Regions from separate parts of the Homo sapiens genome. Here region 1 is linked to region 2. A link is a loop called in an ENCODE intact Hi-C map of the cell type or tissue named here. Cell type or tissue: heart right ventricle. All regions are shown on one strand. Each heading gives the region's core, and the rest is flanking DNA. Links, peaks and the distances in the headings are about the cores only. Region 1 overlaps NR5A2 (nuclear receptor subfamily 5 group A member 2). Region 2 has its middle 150 kb from the start of LINC00862.

The links. Peaks named below come from ENCODE experiments on the same cell type or tissue, not always from the same donor. Only the 100,000 strongest peaks of a DNase experiment are listed, where the experiment ranks them.
Region 1: it touches region 2 in a loop (6-fold over the local background); 1 of 110 quality-filtered maps calls a loop at or near these places.

The regions. Positions count from the first base shown.
Region 1 is chr1:200,171,983-200,177,371 of GRCh38, reverse strand. NR5A2 (nuclear receptor subfamily 5 group A member 2) reads right to left here. Exons shown (of 8, transcript NM_205860.3): 8 at 1-3,409. The coding sequence ends at 3,162. Among named protein-coding and RNA genes, the nearest start is that of NR5A2, 150 kb to the right of the region's middle. In heart right ventricle, for the core only: no CTCF peak of the experiment used is centred there; no DNase peak of the experiment used is centred there.
Region 2 is chr1:200,226,017-200,231,405 of GRCh38, reverse strand. No RefSeq gene overlaps it. Among named protein-coding and RNA genes, the nearest start is that of LINC00862, 150 kb to the left of the region's middle. RefSeq lists an enhancer at 3,971-4,658. In heart right ventricle, for the core only: no CTCF peak of the experiment used is centred there; no DNase peak of the experiment used is centred there; H3K27ac peaks cover 461 bases; H3K27me3 peaks cover 986 bases.

The sequences.
Region 1 (5,389 bases), core at 227-5,226, 54 kb after region 2:
AAAATTCCATTTTGTTGAGAAGTTCCTGGCAAGAACTGACATGACAATATGTATTTCATTGATACAGTAAGAAAACATCAACAAGTAACTGACTTCACACTCTAAACATTGCATGGATTCAAGTCCAAGGCAGCTGCAGATCTGTGATACAAATAATCAGACATTAGAGATTGTCTGTTTACAAACATAGAGCAACTATAATAAACCAAGTTAAGCCAAAAACCTTTATATTTGAGTCTGCTTTTACCGGCAAATCCTGTAATTGATAAGGCAGTTGCTAAGTAAATGCCAGGTTACAAATCGGCTAACAATCAACATTAGAGAAACTTCACTTGTCAACCTTGGGTGAACAGACGCTGGCTGTGACGCTTTCTTGCTTATCAGCTCCTGTCGTTGGTGTGATCAGCAGTGTGGATGTAACCCGCTGTGTTGCCCGTCTTTCTAATCATTCTCATGATTTAATCTACCAGGTTAACAACATACCAATATGTGACATTTTTTAGGTTTAATTTTCAGTGGGGAGCACTGTATCTTTAAAATAAGAGAACATAGATTTTAAGAGTCAACGTAGCCAGGTATGCTGGCATGCACCCCTAGTCCCAGCTATGGGGGAGGCTGAGGCAGGAGGAATGCTTGAGCCCAGGAGTTCAAGGCCAGCCTGGGCAACATGTGAGATCAAGATCCCGCCTCTTAAAATAAAAAATAAAATAAAATAAAAATCAACATATTTGTTTTTTTGGCAATGTTAAAGACCCTCCAAATAGTTATAGTCAAATCTTATAATTGTCTCCATCCACATTACACATGCATGATAGAACCGTTTCATTAACTGTTGACCACACCATTCCTCTCCATGTATCTTCTAGCCAACTTGTTTTTCAGCTGGGGAGGGCAATGATGCTGCTGTTCTCTGTAATGCTTTGGGTATGAGCTCTGATCGGCGATTTTGCATTGTCCTTTGAGCCACGAAGATAACACGGGTGACTGAGACTGCGCATGAGTCAACGCCCAGCTTACCTAATGTGTACCCTTCATGTGGATGAGTATTAGAGGTGATTAATAAACATAATAAAATAATCCTCTTTGTACACACAGAAGTAATAACTAATATCTTTGGTATACAATTTACAATGCTTGGAAAGGAAAACCAGGTAAGACTCCACCTTGTTGAGTTTACTTGAAAACCAGAGGAAGCTACAAGTCACATAATTTACAATAGATATTAAATAAACTACAGTAGGAATGATGAAGATTTACAGACATTTAATCAAGTGAATGATTTTAATTCATTAAGACTCTTCTATGTCCCTGAACTAAGTTCCACTAATTTGAAGACATGCTACAGTAAACACATATATTTGGTTTCTTCAGTCTTGGCTATATCTTATACAAAGGTGAAACCAAGAAACAATAAATTAGCATCATAATTGTCTACAGTTGAAAGTATGATATACAATATAAATACACTACTCAAAAGCCAGAAATATTTATGAAAAAATTAAGGGACTAGGAGATACTTTTATTTTTTACAGTTTCTACAAAGTGATTGTGCCGCCGATAATCTCAAAAAAATTAAAGTCTAAATGAGATTCCCGTTTTTGATTTTAGTGTCTCACGACATAGAATAATTAAGTACTGTTAAAAATAATTACCAATCAGAAAAATAACATTAAGGAAATTACCGCTTTTGCTATTTTGTTATATCACAGATCCCCCTGCCCCTCAGGACCTAAAGAATGTAAACACTATATCTTATTTGACTTTAAAGTATTAATACTTTATTTTAAACAAATGTTGATCCACATCTGCACAGCTACCTTTTAAAATTGTGAAATAAGGCAAGACTTTCATACCTGTGGCATCGCATGTTAATAATACTGATAATAGTCATTTGAAGAATTTGCGATTCTTTGTCCTCCCATATTTGTTCTACAGCAGACTTTGGTCTATGACTTAAAAAGGTCAGTATCACTCTCTTCCTTTCCCCTTTGGGGAAGATTTGAATTACTTTAATATCTTTCCAGGACACATGTAAAAATCACCATTTCCATCCCAACTCTTGAGGATGTTCAATTGCAGCAAGAATGAACCTTGAGTCAATACATCACCTCATCCTTTCCTTTCTCTTTGCATAGATTAACATGCGTCAATTTTGTTTCCAACTACTTAGAACTGTGACTATTTGACATCCTAGCAAAATGTGTTTAATGTTGTATTTTTAAATGAACTACAAACTTGGATGATGAAAAAGACTGATGTATACTAACAAGACTTCCTGCCAGAAATTTTTTATGAAATCCAACAATGCCAAAGCCACATTTCAGCAACAGTAGCAGAAATAAGGTCTAAGTTGCTTTAGCTATGGAGCATTTGCTTTGAAAGTTTGTAGTCATTTCCCTTAATATTAATTAACACTTACATAAGATGAGGGATACTGCCTGCATTTTCTTAACATCATGAACACGAGACAAAACAACCCTCAGAACATATTTAAAATGGCAAGCTAACATATTAATAGAATTTCCTATTAGCTGTTTGCAGGTCTAAGACACAGACACTCAAAATTAGGCTGTTCATGATTTGGTGGAGCTACCACTGGGTGTGGCTGAACACAGGTCCTTAGTACAGATTCGGTGACCACAGGGCAGAGGTGCTGGGGCCTTCAAAGGAAGAGGGAGGGGCTATTGTAGGTACAGCTGATGCATTCTTGAGAATTGTTTCAGTTCAGCTTTACCATGGAGGAATCCTGTAAGCTCAAATCCCCCGCTGTATAAGCCTAATTAATAAGATTAGTTCCTAAATTTCTTCATAGTGGAGATCAGTTTAAATATACAAGAACCGTTCTGTCCGTTTTTCTTCTGACCGTGTTGGTATCCATCTGTGAGTTCAATCCACTCCATTACAATGTCTTTTATATGGAATCCTCTGGGGCTGTGAAGCCTTTGATTCACAGTTTGCAATACAAATACCCTGATACATCATTTATTTGCTATTAAGTATTTGATTATTATGCCTTTTTAAATTCAATATCTTTAAAGCAAGTTTTTAATTAGCGTTACTTGGAGCAGTTCAGAGTACTTTTTTTCTTCCTGTTCTTCTTCCCCCTCCCCACTCCCCCAATCTCTTTTTGTTTTGAAAGCAGAGCTCCTAGGGGTTGTAACTTATGCTCTTTTGGCATGCAACATTTCAATGAGAAGGTTATTATAGGGCACATCCCCGTTCAGGTGCTTGTAGTAGAGGTATTCTTCAGCCTGCATACTGATGGCCCGGATTTCGGGTAGTCGAAGAAGTAGCTGTCCAAATTTCTCTGTCTGCTGCGGGTAGTTACACATTGTGTAGTCCAGCAGGGCGGCATTGACTTGTTCCTGGACACCTTCTACCAGCTGGAAGTTTTCAAGGTTTTTGACATCTGCATTAAAAAAAAAAAAAAAAAAAGCAACATTTCAATAGCATTTCAATTCCTGTTTACTAAAGCAATGTGTTCAATTAATGGATGTATTTTCCTTTTGACATAAACATACTTTACATGCTGCTGAATATTCAGTAAACCCCACTCACCAAACTTCCTGGGAAAAGGATCACAAAAGAGCTTTAGAAGAATGTCTTGTTGAAATTCTGCATATACCTCAAATCAATTAGACACCAGTGGATTTTGAGCAAGGTCAACTCTTTTCATATCTTACAAAAGGAAAGGATTGAGGATTCCTAAAGTAGAGGGATCTTAATATATTGCCAGCAAATGAGTCCCTGGAGAAAGACCTATCTTAACCCAGTATATTACACAATTCATATAATTCTGTATTAATTTTTCTGACCCAAGGTGAAATCTGTGTCCAGGGTATGATGTAGTTAATTCTAATAAAAAGTGACAGGATTCTTGTTTCTGTTTGACATTTTCTAAATGATTCTGAAAGTCTTTGACTTGTCTAGCCTATGCTAATGAACCATCTGGTACACTCCAGTGACTGCCAACAGAATATTCGCTACTGGGAACTCTCTAAAATATATATCTTGGTGACTAATGATCTTTATCAAATGAGAGCCTTGTCCTTTAGGCAGAACACAAGCCAGGATGGTCAGTGCCCTTTAACCTGCATGTAGTTTCTAAAGTCTGATACTCTGTGTTTCTTTTTTTTCTTCTGGTCACTCATGTAGAGAAGATGAGCAAAGGCATTTCATTCCGCCTAACTCCTGATGACTATGCAGTTGTTTTTAGACATCTGCCCTAAAGGTCCTTATAAATACTGAATAAGAGAGAAAGCCAGAATAAAAAAAGACAGACTGACATACAAACACACACACAGACAATAGGCAAGGGAAAACGGTATGCTGGAATTTCTCTTCTGGGGTTGATTTATGTTAACAGTATGACTTTTATATGATGTGTACATAGAAGCCTCTGGAAAAAATAGACAGATACGTGTGTGTGTTTACATACACCCATGCTCAGAAAGTAAACAGATGCAGCCACCCTGCCCTGCTTTATTTTCTAATTGGACAAAAATAAATAAGAAAGAGAATATGGAGAAAACCACACAGTACTATGACTAAAAGGATAAAGATACTAAACTCGGTTCAAGTAATTCATACCCACTATATACTGTTTTGGGCATTATATACTGTTGAACTTAACCTACATATGTGTACATGTCCATCTTGTTATTTCTAAATGGCTTTACACTGGGCTGTCATACATTCGCTGTTGAAGTGTGTTCAGGACGATTTCAGTGTTTACATTTGGGCCATAGCTTTGCATTAAACATGCTTCCCCTTTCCATCCCCAAGTCTCTGACCCAAATTAAAAACAGTGAGGAATTAGTACTGAAATAGTTATGTAGTGAGTTGGTACCATATCTCTTTCAAAGTGAGATGGCAGACTCAAACATAGTTGATTATTCATTGATGAGTTGTACAAACATAAATACTACACAATAAGGAGCTCTGAGTCTTCCGGTGGCATTTAAATTGGCAACCACATTGGTGTGCTCTGGACATTTTACCCATGCGGCACTTTACAGTTAGTAAAGCATATTCCACCTGTCTTATTTAATATATTTTAAAAATGATTTTAAGTTACTTAAAAATATTTATAAGTATGGCTATGTATCCAGAGTCATACTTGGTTCAAAATTGCAAAATATAAACAATCAGAAATACCTTCAATATGTCCTACCTTGGTACATGATAGAAAAATCTACATTTGTTTTGCATTATAGTGATTAAAACATGACTATTAAAAATTTGAAATGCAGTATTATTTTACGCTACAGTGAAAAATACTCTCACCAGCAAGCAAAGCTAGTAACAGTCAGAGATTAATAGAGAGGATGTAGAAATTTGCATAGAATGAATGTAAAATGTAAGAAAAATGAAGAATACCCTTTTTAGA
Region 2 (5,389 bases), core at 186-5,185:
CTTGATCAAAGATTGTCCTCAGAGCAGGAGTTTCATGCCATTGTATCTCCTGGGTGCTGCTCCAGGTCTTGGAACCTGTGGACAGGTTCCAAGAGGAGAAAGGTTTCTAATGTCTCCCTAGTGGAAGGCATATGTATCTAGATATTGCATTTATGTCTCACAAAATCCAGGAAATACCTAGGAGTACAAATTTCTGAACCTGTTGGTTGATTTGAGATACTCTGGTAAAACTCAAGTCCTTTTGGCTCCTGTAAGAACTCAACTTCTCCATAGTTCTTCTTGCTAAGAAACTTGTCCATTCTAGACATCGATCCTTGTCAGGAATTGAGATTCCTTTTTGCTTCTTTGGGTAGATCCTCACTTCTTTATGTGCTCAGGTACAGGTAGAAGATCCTTTCTCCAAGGAGTGCTCCCCTTCTACCAGGTCAGCTCCTCAGCCATCACCTGGACAGCTGCTGAATGTCACCTAGAGTTTATTCCTTCCTTTCAGAGTGTAACAGCCTTAGTATACTCCAGGGTGACTTGGGTGTAAAAGAATGCAAAGTGAATAATGTTATTATCAGTAGGTGTCATGTAAACCTAGTGGTTTTTCTAGCTGATTTTTAAGCATGTCTGGAATTTTTCATGACTTTATTTATTTATTTATTATTTTAATTTTTGTAGAAATGGGGTCTTGCTTCATTGCCCTGGTTGGTCTCAAACTCCTGGCCTCAAGTGATCCTCCCGCCTTGGCCTCCCAGACTGCTGGGATTATAGGCATAAGCCACCACACCTGGCCTCATGAATTTTTTTTTTTTTGAGACAGGGTGTTACTCTGTCACCCAGACTGGAGTGCAGTGGCATAGTCATAGCTCACTGCAGTCTTGAACTTGGGCTCAAGCAAATCTCCTACCTCAGCCTCTGAGTAGCTGGGACTACGGGTGCATGCCACCAAGCCTGGGGGATTTTTTTTTTTATTTTTAATAGAGATGAGGTTCCTCCATGTTGCCCACGATGGTCTCAAACTCCTGAGCTCAAGCGATCCACCTGCCTCGGCCTCCCACAGTGCTGGGTCATGATTTTTAATTGTTTAAATTTTTCGATACTTCAATCCTTCATTCATTCATTCATTCATTCAGCGTCTACTATGTGCCAATGAAGTTTTAGGCTCTGGGGACATGGCTGTGAATAAGACAGAGAAGCCTCTACACTCATTGAGCTAACATTCTAATGATGGTGGAGTGACACAATAAATGTAGAAATAAAAGATCAGGTAGTAATATGAGCCATGCAGAGAAGTGTGACAGGTGAAACAATACCCAATGCTTCGGTAGCGCATTTAGACTGAAAGGCCAGGGGAGGCCTCACTGACCTTTAAGCTGAGATATGAATGGCAAGAAACATCCAGCCATATGAAGACCTGGAGGATGAAATTTTAGGCAAGAAAGAGCCATGTCTCTCTTTTCCTTTTTCTTTCTTTCTCTTTTTCTTTTTTTTTTTTTGAGATGGAGTCTTTCTCTGTCTCCCAGGCTGGAGTGCAGTGGTGCAATCTTGGCTCACTGCAACCTCTGCCTTCCATGTTCAAGAGATTCTTCTGCCTCAGCCTCCCGAGTAGCTGGGACTACAGGTGCGTGCCACCATGCCCGGCTAATTTTTTTATTTTTAGTAAAGGCAGGGTTTCATCATATTGTCCAGGCTGGTCTCGAACTCCTGACCTTAGGTGATCCACCCACCTCGGCCTCCCAAAGTGCTGGGATGACAGGCGTGAGCCTCCGCGCCAGGCCAGCCATGTCTCTTTAAGGAATGGAGAGAGGACAGGGAACTGGAACATGCTGGATGACGGGGAGCAGAATTTAATCGAGGTTCAGCTATTTGTGTAGGAATAATTCCCCACTCCTCTCATTGTATGTACTAAAAATTGAGTACATCATGTTCACTTATTCCAGAAAAATGTAGTGAGTGTGTCTGCTATGTGCCCAGCACTGTTAAGTGCTGAGTGTATAGTAGTAAGAAAGATGGAGTACCTGTCCCCAAGAAACCTCAGCCTGGGGAGGGGGCTTGAGAAGGAAGCAGACATTTACGATGAAGGGTGATAGATGGTATGATAAGGAAAAGCGCAGTGGGCTGTAGGAAAATCATCTACCCTCGTCAAGCGCTGGACTATTGAGAGAGGCTTCCTGGGGTAAGCAAAGCCTAATTTGAGACTTGAGGTACAAGTAATAATTGGCCAGACAAAGGATGAAAAGACAGCATTTTGGTGAGGAATCACCTAAGCCAGGGTCAGGATTTGAATGAGAACAGAGCTTATTATGGGGATTGCATAGTGCCGTGTGAATGGAGTAAAGGGGTGGGTTTTTACAAGATGTGTTAATTGCACTTAATAATGTAATACATGGATCCTTTTTGTTTGTTTGTTTGTTTGTTTGTTTGTTTTTGAGACAGAGCCTCACTCAGTCACCCAGGCTGGAGTGCAGTGGTGCCATCTCGGCTCACTGCAACCTCCACCTCCTGGGTTCAAGCGATTCTCGTGCCTCAGCCTCTTGAGTAGCTGGGACTACAGGTGTGTGCCACCAAGCCTTGTTAATTTTTGTATTTTTAGTGGAGACAAGGTTTCACCATGTTGGCCGGGCTGGTCTCGAACTCCTGACCTTAAGTGATCTTGGCCTCCCAAAGTCCCAGGATTATAGGCATGAGCCACTGTGCCCAGCCCATGAATCCATTTTTAAATTCCAGAAACAGTGTATCATCACGAGAGATTACAGAGCATAAAAGGAGGAAAGAAATTTAAAATGTTTGTAGTTTTCATAGCAAACTTTTACTCTGGGGGTAATTCTTGTATCCTAGTGACAGTTTTATAGGCTCAAATTTTCTTCATGATAGAAGTCAATGTTCAGAAAGGAGAGTCTGTAGTTTCTTGCTCGATCCTGGCATTTACTTTTGTAATACACCCCAGGTAAATCATGTGTCACTTGTTTTCAGTAACTGATACAGCACTTTTATAAACAAGTTATCTTGGTAACAAAGGATATAGCACCAGCAGGAAGGAAGGTCAAGAAGAGACGAGGGTAACTGGGGAAACATATAATGCCTGACCACGTTTTTTTTTTTTTTCCTGGGGAGAAGTGTTTTGCCTCAGAAAAGTGTCACGTGGGCATCACTTTGTTCCATTTAATGTATGCATTGATGCTGAGATTTCGGAAGTACAGAGTTCTGTTGTTTGTATCTGCCTGACACACACAATCATTGGAAAGTGAAAAAGGAAAGGAATCTGTTCATTGTATGTGAAGCAAAAATGCAACATCCTGACCCTGACGGGAAACTCAATTTTCGTGTTGTTCTTGTCAAGCATTTGAGTGCGTTGGAATACTCCAAGGGCTGAAGGCACACATTCGGTGTGGTGAATGGAATTAGGTTTAGTGAAACTGATTCATTGTGCAGTCTTGCTAGATTGGAAAACTATGGTATTTAGTCTTCTGTTAATATATGCAATACATTAACAGAGTAGCTGGCAGATCCTTTTTGAAAATATCATCTCACAAGGACATGTTTTACAAATTTAAAGATGAATGCTTTGCAATGAATGTGCCTTTTCTTATATCATGAAAATTCAGTTGACTCTGAATGATTATCTGAATGGTTTGCAGGAAAAGTTGGAATTAAGGCAGAGTCTTCTGTTGATGAGTGTGAACTTTTGTGTACTAGAAGTAATTACTCGTTTATGTGTGTACAAAAAGACAAGTCTCCTTAGGAGACTGCATATAGAAATATCTGTTTCCCAATAAGAGTTCCAGAAAAATCCATTGATTTCTAATTTTCTATGAAGAGTCCAGATGAAAATTACCAAGTATTTTGTAGTCTTTATTTTAGTGTGTATTTTAAACTATTATTTATGAAAGATAAAACTGCAGTTTTGTATATATCTCTATATATCTAACTATATCTGCATATACCTGACTATACATAAAAGTGATACGGTACCATTTCAACTTAGAACTTTAAAAAGAAATGATTATAGTAGAATGGTGAAAAGAGGAGCCAGAAGTTCTGGGACACAAACGTTTTCTTTTGCACTCTGATTTCAGGAACTTATGTCAGAACTTCCTTCATTTGTACAAATAACCAACATAGTCAGGTGGTCCACAAAGTCTGGACCCAGGCAAATATACAGGATGGCATTAGGAACATCTTCAATCTTTACTAAGAATTGTATTATATGATTTGTTTCCTGACTTTATGGACAGCCTGTATTAAACAGCTGCTTTGTGAAGGTGCTGTGCAAGAGAAGCACACAGCATGTTGCAGCATGCCTGCTCCTGCAACCCAAAGGCTGTGTCTTCACCTGCTCCCACCACTCTTCTGCCTGCCCGGGGCAGGTGCATGTACCCTTTCCAAAGTTTCTGAACTTGAAATTATTGGGCAAATACATCTTAGAAAGGGAAAATGATAATACAAAGTAGCAGATAATGAAAATGAAGGGACAGTCAGCTATAGGGGATCAGAGGCAGGGGGAAGTCATCACAGGCTTGGGTGAGTCAGGAAGGCTTCCTGGAGAAAGTGGGACTTAGACTGAGCATTTTGGGTTAAGTACAGATGATGAGGATGGGGTGGCCCTTCTGGGCAGAGAAAAACGTATGCTCCTGTTTGATCGCCACTGAATGTAATTTGTGAACTTCTCTAAAGGTGCTCCAGGAATCGCAGGTGCTACCCAGCACTTCCTGTGCCTCATTTGTAAAATCGGGGATTGAGTCTAATCTCAGAGGCCCCTTGTAGCTCTGTGGTTAATTGTGATTTATAAGCAACAAGGCTTCCTGCCTCTGGTTACCTTCAAGAACAAACGACAAAAACCATTTGACACATTTTTTTCTTCAGTACCATCTTATTGCAAACCTCACATTTCTGATGCGAAGATCTTTGTCATTCTTCCCTTTGCCAGGGCGAATCTTCTTGTCCCTTCCCCGGGCCTTTTCTTTATCTGCTGATTGAGACTAAACTGATCATTTAGCACATGGCAGGAAGCCGTGGGTGCTGAATCATCATTTCTCGCCTAATCTATTCTCATGCAGCTGGCTCCCTTGCAGTCCTTCAGCCTAGATGAAGAGAGAAAAGAGGGTGAGAGAATTCAATTCCCAAGTCAGGCACTCGAAATGAGAAAAGGCTTTCCTGCCTGAGAGGTGTTCAGAGGAATCTGGTATGACAGATTTGAGCCAAAGCTGTGAAAAGAGTGAAAGACACCAGGATAGAGAAATCGGGGTGTTGCAGAGTGGTTGATTGGGTGCTTCTAAATTTCACAACGTGAAAAACACTGACAGTATAAAGCTATGTCTTAGAAATTTCAGAAGCAGGCTGTCACCTCTGCCTAGAACTGCATTACCCCTCCCTAAATAACACGAATTCTGAATTTTCTGAAGAA